Linked DNA regions of Homo sapiens: regions 1 and 2 are each linked to region 3. Evidence: chromatin loops called from intact Hi-C (ENCODE). Cell type or tissue: heart right ventricle. All regions are shown on one strand. Each heading gives the region's core, and the rest is flanking DNA. Links, peaks and the distances in the headings are about the cores only.

Region 1 (4,591 bases), core at 234-4,233, 280 kb after region 3:
TCCTGGCCTCGGGTGATCCACCCACCTCGGCCTCCCAAAGTGCTGGGACCACAAGCATGAGCCACTGCGCCCGGCCTAGTCTTCTTTATAGCATTAAGAGATCATGCTTTTCATGGAGTAAGGAACTATAAATACCACTCCTTGTTCATGTTTCCAGAAATCTCTTTTATTTCTTTAGATATATAAAACACTGTTACTTTATATTCTCTCTGATAATTCTAGTATCTGGGTCTAGAGTCAATCTGTTGCTTCTGCTGGGTCTCATAGTGTATTGTTTCCTTGTGGTGTTTATGAATTTTTAAACCTGGATCTCTCATTTTCTTTCTTTCTTTTTTTTTTTTGTAGAGATGGGGTCTCTCACTGCGTTGCCCAGGCTGCTCTGGAACTCCTGGCCTCAAGTGCTGGGATTCCAGGCGTGAACCACCACGCCCGGCTGAGATGTTCCTTTTCCTTGGAACTTGATCAACACAAAATCCTGAGGCCTGGTGTGGGTGTGTTCCTCTGGGGCAGATTCTCAACTGGGGACACTTCTGCCCCCAAGGACACATTTCAACATCCTGAGACATTTCCGGGTGTCATCACAGTGTGCACGCACGTGTATGTACCTGCACACGCTACTGGCACCTCGCGGATAGAGCCCAGGGACGCTGCTCACATCCTGCACGGAGACTGACCCGCCCAGCGTCCTAGGGCAGGCTCCAGGCAGGGTCTGCATGTGCCTCTGCCAGCCACCTAGACCCTGCCAGCCGGGGCCTTTAAATTCTCCCCTCGTGGTCTCCAGGGCCACTCACTAGCCTGATTTCAAGCTGTAAACTGGGAGGACCTATTTCTTTTCACCTTGCACGGAACACCAAGGCTGAAAGGCAGTTTTTCCGGAGGTGCCAGCCTGTCTCACATTTCCGCTTCAGCTGCGGGGTCCAGCTCTATGTGGGCGGTCTCCTGATGAAGTCACCCCGGGACAGACACTGTTCTGTCTCCTGCTTCCAGTCCAGTAAAGATGCCAGGATCCCCCAGGGCATGGCAGGCACCCTCAAAGGCAGACGTGGGGAGGCCCTGGTGGGCAGACCCCAGCCTGCTGACGGGGGGCTTCTCCCTGGCTGCCACTGGCCCACCCACTGCGCTGCAGTCCACCTGGTGCTGGGGCTGTGGGGCACAGGCCCTCAGGACCTGCACCCTTTCCTGCCCAGGAGGTCCAGGCCTGACATCCTTATGTCCCCTGGAAAGCCCACTCCCATCTTCAGGGTAGGAGGGCAGCTGCATGCTGGGCTGACTTGGGCCTGTCCTGGGACACCCCTGCAGACCAGGTGCAGCAGGGAATGTGGCTCTGTGGGGTTGCTGTGGGCAGGTTAGCATGGAGCTGGGCTCCGGAAGGGAGTTGCCACGCTGCCTGCCAGGGCCCCTCCTCTGAGACAGGTGCCTTGTGGGACAGTGTACCAAAGTGCCCTGGACACGAGGGGGCCCTGCGCCCCCCACGCACTGACCCCGCATCGGAGGCCCTGCGCCCCACACACACTGACCCCGCATCGGCATCGGGGGCCCTGCGCCCCCCACGCACTGACCCCGCATCGGGGGCCCTGGGCTGCAGAACCCATCGATGCTGTTGCCGTGCCCCTGGTTCTGGTGACACTGGGACCCTCCAGGTTGGGCTGAGCAGGGCCCCCCCACCAGTGCGTACTCCAGCACCAGCGGGAGTGGGCCTGGGCAGGGGCTGAGGGAGTGACACCCAAGGGGACCTGCCCCAGCCTCCTCCTGTACCCTGGGGGTTCTCGTTTTCCTTGGCTGAGGGAGGTGGCCTCTCCCAGCTGAAACCTGGGGACAGGCTGGGCGTGAGAGCAAAGGGGGGTGAGCAGGACCCCAGGCCTTGGAAATCCTGAGTCGGGGGAACAGGCTTTGCCTATGACGTGCCTGGGAGCTGTCTGGGGGCCCTCCTGGGGAGCCAGGCTCACAGGATGTTGTGTGGGACTCAACGTGGGGCAACGTCCCGGCCAAGAGGGGGAAGGCCATCACCCCAGGGTCTGTGGGAGGCACATGCAGGCCAAGCTCTCGCCCACCCGGCGTGCCGATCCGCTGCAGCCAGGGTCCCTCAGCCTTGGCCAGAACCTGAAGTCCGACCGCTATCCCTGGGGCTCCCCAGCCAGGCAGGCACCCCCCGCTTACAGGCCGTCCCCACCCCCTCCATCTACTTCCGTCCGTCCGAGCTACAGCCACCTCGTCCTGGTGCCCTGGTTGAGCGGGAAGCTGCCCTTGGACCCGCGTCGGAGCCGCCCCGCGCCCTCTGCTGCCCGTTGTTGGAAGTGCAGCCTGGCGTGGGCAGTGCCTTTCCCTGAAGATGGGACCCAGGGCGGCACCGCTGGAAACGGGGGGACGCTAACTCATGGAGGGGTACCCCACTGTCCACTGACAGCGGCAGTAGTAGCTGCGGACTATGCGGACTCAAGAGAGCCCCAGCCCATGTCAGCACCAGGAGCCAAAACGGAGTCAAGCGCTCGGTGCGGGGACCAGCCGGGGGCAGGCCTGGGGAGCCCATCTGGCAAGGGCGGCAGGAAGGCGCCCACTCCGGGACTGTGCCTGGGCCTGCCGGGGGTCTCCAGCCAGAGAGGGTGGGTGCGATGGGGCGCCCACCCTCGAAGGGCTGAGTGCCAGGCTGGCCCTGGGGGCCCACGCGGCCCACAAGGACTAGATGAAGGTGGAATCCAGAGGTCCCCCGTCCTGCTGGCTCAGGGCGCGGGCCTCAAACAGCTGCTTAATGAGCGCCGACTTCTCCTGCTCCAGCTGCGTGATGCGCTCACTCTTCTCGGTCACCTCCTGGGCAGGTGCACAGTTGGTCAAGGCCTGCGGGGCCTCACCCCCACCCCTGCACCCCTCCCGCGCCTGCCCTACCTGGGTGAGGAGTCGGTTCTGCTCCTTCAGCATGAGGATGGTCTGCTGCTGCCAGACCGGGGGTGAGGTGGACGTCAGGGCAGGGCAGGGGGGCCCGGAGGAGGACGGGGGCAGGGCCTGCGGGAGGGCAGGATTAGGCAGGCCTGGACGAGGGCGGGGAAGCACTAAACTGGCCTGGGCCCCAGCGTGGGTGTGGGGGTTTGGGGTACACTCACCCGGCTGGCACAGGCTGCAGCCAGCAGCTCCCCCAGGCACCGGGCCACCTCTTGTACCTTGGGCAGTAGCCGCCCCAGTGGGCGGGGGCTCCCTGCAGCCCCAAAGTCCTGGGAAGAAAGCAGAGGACAAGCGGTCAGAGAGGAGGTCCAGCCGGGGCCAGCAAGGTGCCTTGATAGGGGTTCCCACAGGTGGCTCTCCTGCCTCCTGATGCTGCAGAGAGCCTAGAGGGTCCCAGGGGCATTGCTGAGGTGGGAGGTCTGCCCAAGACACCTTAGGCCCTAGGAGTGGGGCAGCCACAGGCGGAGAAAGGGATGTCTCAGCATCCTGGGTGGAATCGACAGCCACTGTGTCCGGGAATAGGGGCAGCCACAATGCCCAAGGGTGCCTGGGGTGAGCTGGGGTCCCCATGTGTGGGGATCTGGGGACAGGGCTGTGGCACTCACGGCGCTGGCTCTGCTCTGGCCCAGGCGGCGCTGGCGCTCCTGCACTCGTTGCAGCTGCTGCTGGTACCAGTCGCGGCCCCGCGCCATCATCTCCAAACCCTGCAGCAGCACCTCCTTCTCCTGCTCCAGCTCCTTCATCTGCTTCAGCTGCAATACGTGCATTTACATGGAATGCCTGGCCCCAGTGAGCACGCACACGTCCACACATGCATGAGCTCACCTGTGGGTGGGCACCAGAGCCACAGACACAAATGCAGCAGCACGTGTACACGTTTGCAAACACCCACGGACGCACGCTTCTGCTGACACCTGCATGTGTGAGCCCCATAGGCCCATTTGGAGCAGGAGCCCCGTTCCTCCTGCTGAGGGGTCTTGGCCTTTCTTAGCCCCTCCACTCAGGCTTCCCTGGGGGAGGGGTGACGGACCCTTCAGCTGAGCCCACCCTCCCGAAGTCTGCCTGTGGTGAGCACACAGCTGGGAAGCCAGACTGGCTTGCAGCAGCAACCTCGTGAGGCGGGCTGGGCAGCCACCATAGCTGCCCTAAACGACCTCTTGACCTCCCTCTGCCTGACCCTGGGCCATCCCTCCAGGGGAGTCAAGCCCAGGTAGGGAGAGAGATGTCCAGAGCTGACTGTACTTCCGCCATGGACTCCCCCAGGCTCAAGGCCCCCCTGCTCCCATCCCGGCCTCCAGCCTCCAGGCAAGATGGAGAGCCCCACAGAGCCCCAGTCCCTGCTCACCAGGCCGCAGTCCACGCCGCTGGCGATGGTGTGCCTCCGACGTTCCCCTCGGGCACGGGGAGCCCGCCGGGCATCCCCTGAGTCCGCCTCCAGGGCCCTGCACGCCACTGCACCTGTTATGGAGAGGCATGGGCCTGGCTCACCTCCAGACCTGCCTGGCCAGGCTCTGCTGAGGTGCAGCGGCCTCCACATCTCAGCCCACCCTCGAGGTCTCGGGCACCAGCCTGGCATGGCCCACGTGTAGCCTCTGTGCCAGGCTGGAGTTTGGTCCCTCTCCCCTTTCCAGCTCCTCACACTGGCTTGGGGAGGGCT
Region 2 (4,591 bases), core at 428-4,427, 250 kb after region 3:
GGCGTGGCCAGACCCAGACGTCCTGGAGATCTCAATGCAGGTCAGGCTTGGTTTGTTTGTTTGTTTGTTTGTTTGTTTTTTGAGAGGGAGTCTTGCACTATCGCCCAGGCTGTAATCCCAGCATTTTGGGAGGCCAAGGCTTGTGGATCACCTGAAGTCAGGATCAAGTGGTGCGATCTTGGCTCACTGCAACCTCCACCTTCCGGGTTCAAGTGATTCTCCTGTCTCAGCCTCCCAAGTAGCTGGGATTATGGGTGCCTGCCACCACGCCCAGCTAATTTTTGTATTTTTAGTAGAGATGGGGTTTTCCCATGTTGGCCAGGCTGGTCTCAAACTCCTGACTTCAGGTGATCCACAAGTTTCAGCCTCCCAAAGTGTTGGGATTACAGGCATGAGCCACCGCGCCCAGCCAAGTTTGCTTTTTTGTGTGTGGGTTTTTGTTTTTTGTTTTTTGAGACAGGGTCTTGCTCTGTTGCCCAGGCTGGAGTGCAGTGGCGCAGTCACGGTTTGCTGCAGCCTCAACCTCCTGGGCTCAAGCAATGCTCCCACCTCAGCCTCCCAAGGAGCTGGGTCTATGGGTGTGCACTACCATGCCTGGTTAATTTTTTAAAATTTTTTGTAGAGGCAGAGTCTTGTTATGTTGTCCAGGCTAGTTTCAAACTCCTGGCTCAAGCAGTCCTCCCACCTCGGCCTCCCAAAATGCTGGGATGCTGGGAATGAGGACGCGTCTGTCCTGTCAGGTCTTTTGGGGGCTCAGATCGTGTGTCCTGGGAGGAATGGCAACCATGAACTGTTGTCCAGACCTTTGCCCCAGCACCCTCAGAGGGGGCCTGCCTCCCACCACCCCTGTCCCTGTCCTGTTCTACTTTTGGGCCCCAGGGGCTGCTGGCCTCTCCCCGGCCCCACAGTGAGGACAAGGCTGCCTTGGGAGGGGAACCAGGCAGCTGGAGACTGAAGTGGGAGGATCCCACTGTGGGGACAGAGGCAAGACTGGGACAGGGTGGTAGTCAGAGGCCCCCACCCCTGTGGCGCAGTGTAGCCTCTGAGCTGAGCTTTGCTGCGGAACTTGTGCAACGGCTGGAGGGAGGGGGGCTGGAGGGAGGGGGACTTGGAGGGAGGGGGCTTGGGAGGGGGGCTGGAGAGAGGGGGGTTTGGAGGGAGGGGGCTGGAGGGAGGGGAGCTTGGAGGGGAGCTTGGAGGGAGGGGGGTTTGGAGGGAGGGGTGCCTGTGGGCGCCACGGGAAACTGTCAGTGCCTGAGCTGCTTGGCTTAGGGGCTGGCACCAGAGTGGGCAGCTGCCTCCAGCCCCGCCTTTCCAGCCTCCCATGTTTTCGGTGATGACCACAGTGGCACCTGGGCCTTTAATCCCACCCCAGCGTTCCTCCTCTGGCAGGGGGCCCCCGGGGAGCCACACCTTGGCTTCAGCCTCACACCACCCCATCTCTTCTCCTTGAAACAGACACCCGGCGGCAGTTCCTGCAGGAAGGAGGCTGTCCTGCCACGCCTGCGGGTGACCCGGCCTCTGGTGCCAGAGCCTGCCATCCTTCCTGTTTGTGCTGCCAGGCTGGCAGGGTCCCTTGCCACCGACCTCAGCCGCAGCCACAGCCTGCTCCCTCCCTGGGTGGATTTGAAGGAGCCTCCCCCACCCTCCGCCCCTAGCTTGCTCCTTGAGGACCCTGGGCAGGGTGGCTGCCATGGGGCCCAATCGTGCGTGGGAACCTGCGAGCTGGCAAACGGGGCTCGGGGGTTTTGCCCAGAAATGGGTCAGAACGAAAGCCTCTCAGAGGAAAGAAAAGGGCATGAGTCAAAGAGAAAGTCGGGGGGCAGGGGCTCCCCCTCATCTCACCCCACCCAGGCCTCCTGACTCCCTGGGTTTGTGCGGACCCAGGCAGGCAGCCAACCCCAGCTCCGTGGTGTGTGAGCATCGTGATGATCAGGACACAAGCTCTTCCCCGCTGAGCCTTCACTGTGGGCCAGCTTCCCGGTGGATGCCCACTGAAGAGGCCTCAACCCAGTGGGCCCCACTCCAGACCAAGAGCAGACCATTGGCCAGCTGCCCCCTGCAGACAGCGGCACCCGGGGCAGCAGCAAGGTGAGGGGCACCCAGCCCCAGCCCCAGGGGCGTCTCAGGGAGCGGGCTGAGCCTGGCTGTCTTCCTGAGCCCCACCTGCTTCATGGGTTGGCTTGAGCAAGGCAGTCCAGATGCGTGTCTCGAGCGCTCCCTGGCGGCATGCTGCAAAGCTACATGGCTCCGGCAACAAGGAAGACTGCCCTTATTCTCAGTAACAGGTGGAGCTGGGGGCTGGAGAGCCCCTCGGACCTCGCCTTGGGAAAGCTGGGTGGGTGCACGGAGCCTGGCAGGTGGCCAAGGGGACCCCCAAGTGGAGGGATTGGTCGAGGGGCAGCACAGGGTGGTGCAGTGGGTGAGCTCAGCCCCTCCCCTCCAACTCTCATCCCATTGAGCCCCAAGGCGTGGGGGGATCACGTCTGTCCTTGTTCTCCTCCAGGTGGAGCTGCTGGGTGGGGCTCTGGTCCTCCAGGGACCCACTCTGCACCCCAAGTTTTGCCGGGACCCGCTCCTCTGTGTTGTGTGGCTGTAGGGGAGGGCTGCAGCCAGGGACTCTGAACCCGGGGCCGGCCCACCCAGCCACCCAGGGTGGGGAACAAGATCGCCTCCCAGGGCCAGAAGCTGGGGATGTCCTTGCTTCCTAGGATGTTGGCTAGGGGATCACACGCCCCACATTCTGGGTCAAGCATGGTCCTGCCCCAGCATCTTGCTGGGTTGGGGGCATCTCTGCACAGATGAGTGCCACCCCAGCGTCTCCGCCAGGGTCTGGGCATGTCACTCTTGGGCATCTGTGCTCAGGAGGTCACCAGGTGTGGGCAGGGCACCAAGCAGGGAGGTAGCCGAGGCTGGAAGATGCACATCAGTGCCCCGCTGGGCTTCCTCAAGTGGGAACTGGTGGAGGGGGCGCTAGGCTGCCGGGCCAGGGTCAGCAGGCTCAGGCCGGCTCAGGGCTCAGAGTTGAGCCAGAAACCAAGGTGAAATCTGCCTCTTACTGCCGCCAGGGCCCTTGGGACAGGGACAGGAACAGCAGAAGGTAAAGTGGAAAGGAATTGAGTAATGGGCCCCCAGGCAAGGCTGAGCCAGGCCCCAAGCCCAGGATTGGGGTCTCCAGAGTCCCTGGGGGCCCCAGGGCAGCTCACCCACAGCCTGGGGCCTATGGGAGCAAGGGGGCTCCTGATGGGTGGGGGCAGGAGCTTGGACAAAGTTGAAGGCCTTCTGTCTGAATTGGCCAGGGGCCAATGAAAGCCAAAAAGCTGGTGTGGTGGCTTATGCCTGTAATCCCACTTTGGGAGGCCAAGGCGGGTGGATCACCTGAGGTCAGGAGTTCGAGACCAGCCTGGTCAACATGGTGAAACCCCATCTCCACTAAAAATAGCTGGGCGTGGTGGCAGGCACCTGTATGTAATCCCAAATACTCGGGAGGCTGAGGCAGGAGAATCACTTGAACCTGGGAGATGGAGGTTGCAGAGAGCCAAGATCATATCACTGCACTCCAGCCTGGCTGACAGAGTGAGAATCTGTCTCAAAAAAAAAAAAAACAATTCCAAAAAGGCGAGTGGGGAGCAGGGTGCTAGGCTGCATGGGGGCCTATGCCCCCACCGGAGGACCTAGCCCCCTGCCAACCCTTCCCCAGCTCAGGCCCACCAGCTCCCTTCTCACACAGCTGCTCTGGGAGGGAGTCCTTCCTTGCCAATACCTAAGAGAATGGGCAGCAGGGACCCTGAGGACAGGTTGGGGACACCCAGAACAAGAAGAAGATGGGACACACTAGGAGGCTCTTGGGCCCCTGCGTCAGGCCAGCAGGATAGGTGTGTATTGTGACCTGAGGGACTGAACGTGGAGCTCCAGGGGAACCTCCCAGCCAGTGACACGCTGGCCTTGGGCCAGACGCTGCCCTGCGCCCTTGAGTGACGCTCGGGCCTCCCTGCACCCACCCGCTTTCCCTGTGGCTAATGGCTTAGAGTGAAGGATGGTGGGCGTGGGCGTGCCACGTGGGCTCAGCGTCCACCCTGCCCCATGCACGCAGGCACCCATCACACCAGGGCCCACACACAGGCTCCCATCACACCCTGCCCCATCACAGCAGTGCCCAGAGGGACATGGGGCTCCCAGCTGAGGGCCAGCCCAAGGTCACAGGTGAGGAGTGAGAGGTGAGAGGCAAGGGGGCTTCCTGGTCTGGGTGGGCTGTGGCCCCCAAAACATGTTGCTTAGGTCAAGCCAGTCTCCCCCAGCAGGGGTGAACAATTTTCCCCCAGCCTGCCTGGCCCACCCTTTCTCCAGGGACGGTGCCCAGTGGGCCTTATCTTCCCCATGCCAGGTGTGATGGTTAATACTGTCAATTTAATTGGATTGAAGGATACAAAGTATTGATGCTGGGTGTGTCTGAGAGGGTGTTGCCAAAAGAGATTAACACTAGAGTCAGTGGGCTGCGGAAGGCAGACCCACCCTTCATCTGGTGGGCACCATCTAATCAGCTGCCAGCGAATGTCAACCAGAAAAACGTGAAAAGGAGACGACAGGCCTC
Region 3 (4,591 bases), core at 244-4,243:
TAAGAGAAGCAGCAGGTGTACAGGCAGAATATGAAAGTGGACAAGGAGCATGACCACTGAAGCACCACAGGGAGACGTTGAAGCCTCCGATGACTGCGGGCAGGCCTGGGGAATGTCAGGTCCCCCACAAGAACTGGTGGAGCAGAGTGCTCGCTAACTCTCCCAGGGAAAGGGAGACTCCCTTTCCTGGTCTGCTAAGTAACGGGTGCCTTCCAGGCGCTGGCGCTACCGCCAGGCCAAGGTCCGCTGAGTAACGGGTGCCTTCCCAGGCACTGGCGCTACCGCCAGGCCAAGGTCTGCTGAGTAATGGGTGCCTTCCCAGGTGCTGGCGCTACCGCCAGGCCAAGGTCTGCTGAGTAACGGGTGCCTTCCCAGGCACTGGCGCTACCGCTAGACCAAGGTCCGCTGAGTAACGGGTGCCTTCCCAGGTGCTGGTGCTACCACTAGACCAAGGAGCCCTCAAGCAGCCCTTATCTGGGCGTGACAGAGAGCTCACACTCTTGTCTTCTGGTCACTTCTCACAATGTCCCTTCAGCTCCTAACTCTGTATGGCCTAGTTTTTCTTTGGTTATAATAATAATACAAAGGTTAATACAGAAAACTAATGATTGATAATATCCATATATAATCATCTCTATATCCTATTTCGAATATAACTTTCTCTTTTCCTAACTATTTTCTTGATTATACTGGAACAGCTTGTGCCTTCAGTCTCGTGTCTCGGCGCCTGGGTGGCTTTCCGCCCACACCCCAGGGTCTACTAACCCTTCAAACTGTTTTCCCTGAATAATGGCCTTACACACAGGTCTGCTTTCTGAGACCTGACTTGCCCAATATGCAGCCTTTCCTGCCAGATCAGTGCTCCCAAACCCTCCTGTTCTTTTTGTCTCACTGTTTCCAACCTTAATATAAGGCAGGAGTAATAATTGAGCAATTCCGTCTCCTGGACGGGCACTCCAAGGAATTGAGGAGCTAATAACCAATTGAATTTCACCTTTGTAATCTGTATCAACCACACCAGTATGAATTTGAACTCCCTTTAGATTTAAACTTGATCTTCCTAAGATGAGTCCTACAGTCCCCTCGGGCAGTGGGCCGTATACCCCTGAGGGGATTTTTTGTGGGGGCTCCCCTGGAAGCAGAGAGACTGCTGGTATAACACATAAATCTACTGCTGCACTGCCGCTTGTGGCGGGGGACAATTGTTGTATTGTGGTAACTGGCCCGTTCCCTGAGGCACTTGTGACAGTGGAGGTTGTTGTCCCTGAAAACCCTGAGGAACAAAAGGCTGAATCGGGAACGCCCCAGTTTGTTGCGAGGCCTGAGGCTGGCCCCTCTTCCAGTTTTCCGACAATGGTTGCCCATTTTTATCAAATTTAGAACGACATTGATTAGCCCAATGTTTTCCTTTTCCACATCTTGGACACAGGCCAGGTGGCTCTTTATTTTTGGCTGTAGTAGTTTGATTTGTTATATTCTGTTTATTTAAGACTGGGCAATTCTTTTCTAAATGACCAATTTGACCACAATTATAACATTTTCCCTCAAATGTTCTAACTTGTCCTCCTAAAGCAACCCCAGTTTTTGCTGGAGCCATTAGCATAGCTTTATGCATAGCCCCTCCAATTCCATCATAGGCTTTTACATACTCTGAGACTACATCTGACCCTGCTGGGACATTCCCTTTTAATGGCTTAATGGCTGATTGACACTCAGGATTGTCGTTTTCGTATGCCATCAACTCCACTATGACCTTACGGGCATTCTCATTGGCCATTGACTTTTGAGCAGCATCTTGGAGCCTTGCCACAAAATCAGGGTAGGGCTCTTTAGAGCCTTGTCTTATTGTATTGAATGAGGGGCAGGTGGTTCCCGGGTCTTGGATTTTTTTCCCAGGCTCTAAGGCAGATAGCTCTAACTTGCTCAATGGCCACATATTGTATTATTGCTTGTTGATTAGTAGTGCTCCAATTTTGACCTGTTCCTAATACTTGATCTGCATCTGTGTTAACTGGAGGATTGGCAGCCCTATTTTTTCGGACCTGTTCTTGTGTCCCATCAATCCACCAGGTCTTAAATTGTAAAAATTGAGGTGAGAGTGATGATTTGGCCAAAATCTCCCAATCATAAGGAATGAGTCTATGTCCATGAGCAGTGGAATCTAATAATGTTCTTATATAAGGGGAGTTGGGTCCATACTGTTTTACTCCCTCTTTCATGTCTTTTAGCATTTTCATAGAAAAGGACCCATTTCTGGCATCAGCTCGGGGAGGCGCTCCCTCTTGGGCCCCTCTTCCAGGTGGTATGGGTTCTAATATTACCGGGGTCTGCCACGCGTCAGTATCCCCTTGTTTTGTCTTTTCAATAATTTTATGTAATGCACGACCCTGTCCACTAGGTGGTGCTGTAGGATTACGTCTCATAGTGGGCGGCTGCGGCTATAGCGCCCTGCCCTGCGGTGCTGGAAACATCCTGGCCATCCATACTGATACTCTGGGGGCGGCCGATACTGAAGTTTGGCTGGCGGCCAGTATTGATAGGCTACCGGCAGTTGGGTCTTATTTTCTACCAGCTGATATTGTGGATACTGCATCTGGATTGGCATTGCTGGGATAGAGACTCTTTCCTTTTCTATTTGATATTCTCTTGGGGTTTGTACTTGTCTAACCTGCATTTGAGGTTGTAATGTTACAGGCATCTGAACCGCGGGAGGAGGAGTTGATGGCCATCGTGGTTTAGACTCTGATGGCCCCAATAATTCTGGACCTTTTCCCCCCAATTTTAGTGGTCCAGAATATATTACCTCCTGTAATTGATTGTAGTCAACATTTTGCGCTGACCGAGGCATTACAGACTCTGCTACATATTTACAATGTGAACTTTCCGTTCCTTTCTCGAATTCTGTCCCTGCCTCTTCTTCACAATCTATTACACAGCTTTCAGGGGCATCAGAAACTGAAACGCTATCTTCTCCTGTTTGAAATGATTCTAAAGCTGCTTTAATAATGGCCCAATCATTCCATACTGTAAGTGGGATGATTTTACCTTCCCTATTTGCTTGCTTTAATTCTTTGCCAATTTTTTCCCAATCTTTTAGATCTAAAGTTCCTTGTTTTGGAAACCATGGGCAGAATTGTTCTATTGTTTGAAATAGTGTAATTAGATTTTCTGTAGAGGCTCTAACTCCCCCTCTTCTTAAAAAAATTTTAATGAAGCTGAGATAAGAGGCATATTTACTTTCAGTTTGTCCCATTGTTACCCTGGGTTCCTCCGAGTGCACAAGCTTACCGCGAAGCTGACCACGGACGTACTCGTTTTGTCCTAAACTATCACACCATAGCGTATCTTCACCTTACAGAACGGAACCCACGATGGGTGCCAGATGAAGGGGGCCTGCCCCTCCACACCTGTGGGTATTTCTCACAAGGTGGAGACGAGAGACTGAGAAAAGGAAATAAGACACAAAGTATAAAGGAAGAAAAGTGGGCCCAGGGGACCGGCGCTCAGCAAGTGCGGACCCACGCCAGCACTGGTCTCTGAGTTTCCTCAGTATTTATTGATCACTAGCTCTACTATCTCGGCGACGGGGATGTGGCAGGACTATAGGGTAATGGTGGGGAGAAGGTCAGCAGGAAAACATGAGCAAAGGACTCTGTGTCATAAATAAGTTTAAGGAAAGGTGCTGTGCCTGGATGTGCACGTAGGCCAGGTTTATGTTTGACTTTACACAAACATCTCAGTGCAGTAAAGAGCAGTATTGCCGCCAGCATGTCTCACCTCCAGCCACAGGGCGGTTTTCTCTTATCTCAGTAAATAGAATGTACGGTTGGGTTTTACACCAAGACATTCCATTCCCAGGGACGAGCAGGAGACAGATGCCTTCCTCTTATCTCAACTGCAAAGAGGCCTCCCTCTTTCACTAATCCTCCTCAGCACAGACCCTTTATGGTTGTCAGCCTGGGGGACGGTAAGGCCTTTCCCTTCCCACGAGGCCATATCTCAGGCTGTCTCAGTGGGGGGAAACCTGGACAATACGCAGGCTTTCTTGGGCAGAGGTCCCTGCGGCTTTCCGCAGTGCACTGTGTCCCTGGTTAATGGAGAATGGAGAATGGTGATGACTTTTACCAAGCGTACTGCCTGCAAACACATTGTTAACAAGGCACATCCTGCACGGCCCTAAATCCCCTAAACCTTGAGTCAATACAGCACATGTTCCTGTGAGCACAGGGTTGGGGCTAAGGTTACAGATTAACAGCATTTCAAAGCAGAATAATTTTTCTTAGTACAGATCAAAATGGAGTTTCTTATGTCTTCCTTTTTCTACACAGACACAGTAACAGTCTGATCTCTCTTTTCCCCACAAATGGCATTAAATTATTTCCATATATTATAGAGTAGGTCCTTCCACATTTTGAAGAGTAGCAAATCTAGCTTTTTTGTACAGACTTATAAATTATCTAAAGACTTCAGCCTTTTTTTTTTTTTTGAAACAGAGTCTCACTCTGTCGCCCAGGCTGGAGTGCAGTGGCACGATCTTGGCTCCCTGCAACCTCCACCTCCCAGGTTCAAGTGATTCTCCTGCCTCAGCCTC

Evidence for each region. Peaks named below come from ENCODE experiments on the same cell type or tissue, not always from the same donor. Only the 100,000 strongest peaks of a DNase experiment are listed, where the experiment ranks them.
Region 1: it touches region 3 in a loop (3-fold over the local background); 29 of 110 quality-filtered maps call a loop at or near these places.
Region 2: it touches region 3 in a loop (12-fold over the local background); 101 of 110 quality-filtered maps call a loop at or near these places.

Annotation. Positions count from the first base shown.
Region 1 is chr9:137,061,983-137,066,573 of GRCh38, forward strand. SAPCD2 (suppressor APC domain containing 2) reads right to left here. Exons shown (of 6, transcript NM_178448.4): 2 at 4,280-4,392; 3 at 3,540-3,686; 4 at 3,096-3,203; 5 at 2,881-2,997; 6 at 145-2,805. The coding sequence ends at 2,677. Among named protein-coding and RNA genes, the nearest start is that of SAPCD2, 6.3 kb to the right of the region's middle. RefSeq lists an enhancer at 1,827-2,604. In heart right ventricle, for the core only: CTCF peaks have their summits at 2,285 (motif pointing left) and 2,519 (motif pointing right); a DNase peak (open chromatin) is centred at 2,279.
Region 2 is chr9:137,033,192-137,037,782 of GRCh38, forward strand. It overlaps LINC02908 (long intergenic non-protein coding RNA 2908), which reads left to right. Exons shown (of 3, transcript NR_171031.1): 2 at 1-40; 3 at 1,459-4,591. Among named protein-coding and RNA genes, the nearest start is that of FUT7, 3.4 kb to the left of the region's middle. RefSeq lists enhancers at 1,447-1,646, 1,499-2,387, 2,388-3,274. In heart right ventricle, for the core only: CTCF peaks have their summits at 2,232 (motif pointing left) and 2,452; DNase peaks (open chromatin) are centred at 1,541 and 2,230; H3K27ac peaks cover 760 bases.
Region 3 is chr9:136,785,415-136,790,005 of GRCh38, forward strand. No RefSeq gene overlaps it. Among named protein-coding and RNA genes, the nearest start is that of TMEM141, 3.6 kb to the right of the region's middle. RefSeq lists a cis regulatory region at 2,289-2,588 and an enhancer at 2,496-2,655. In heart right ventricle, for the core only: a CTCF peak has its summit at 2,398 (motif pointing right); a DNase peak (open chromatin) is centred at 2,507; H3K4me3 peaks cover 1,034 bases; H3K27ac peaks cover 1,263 bases.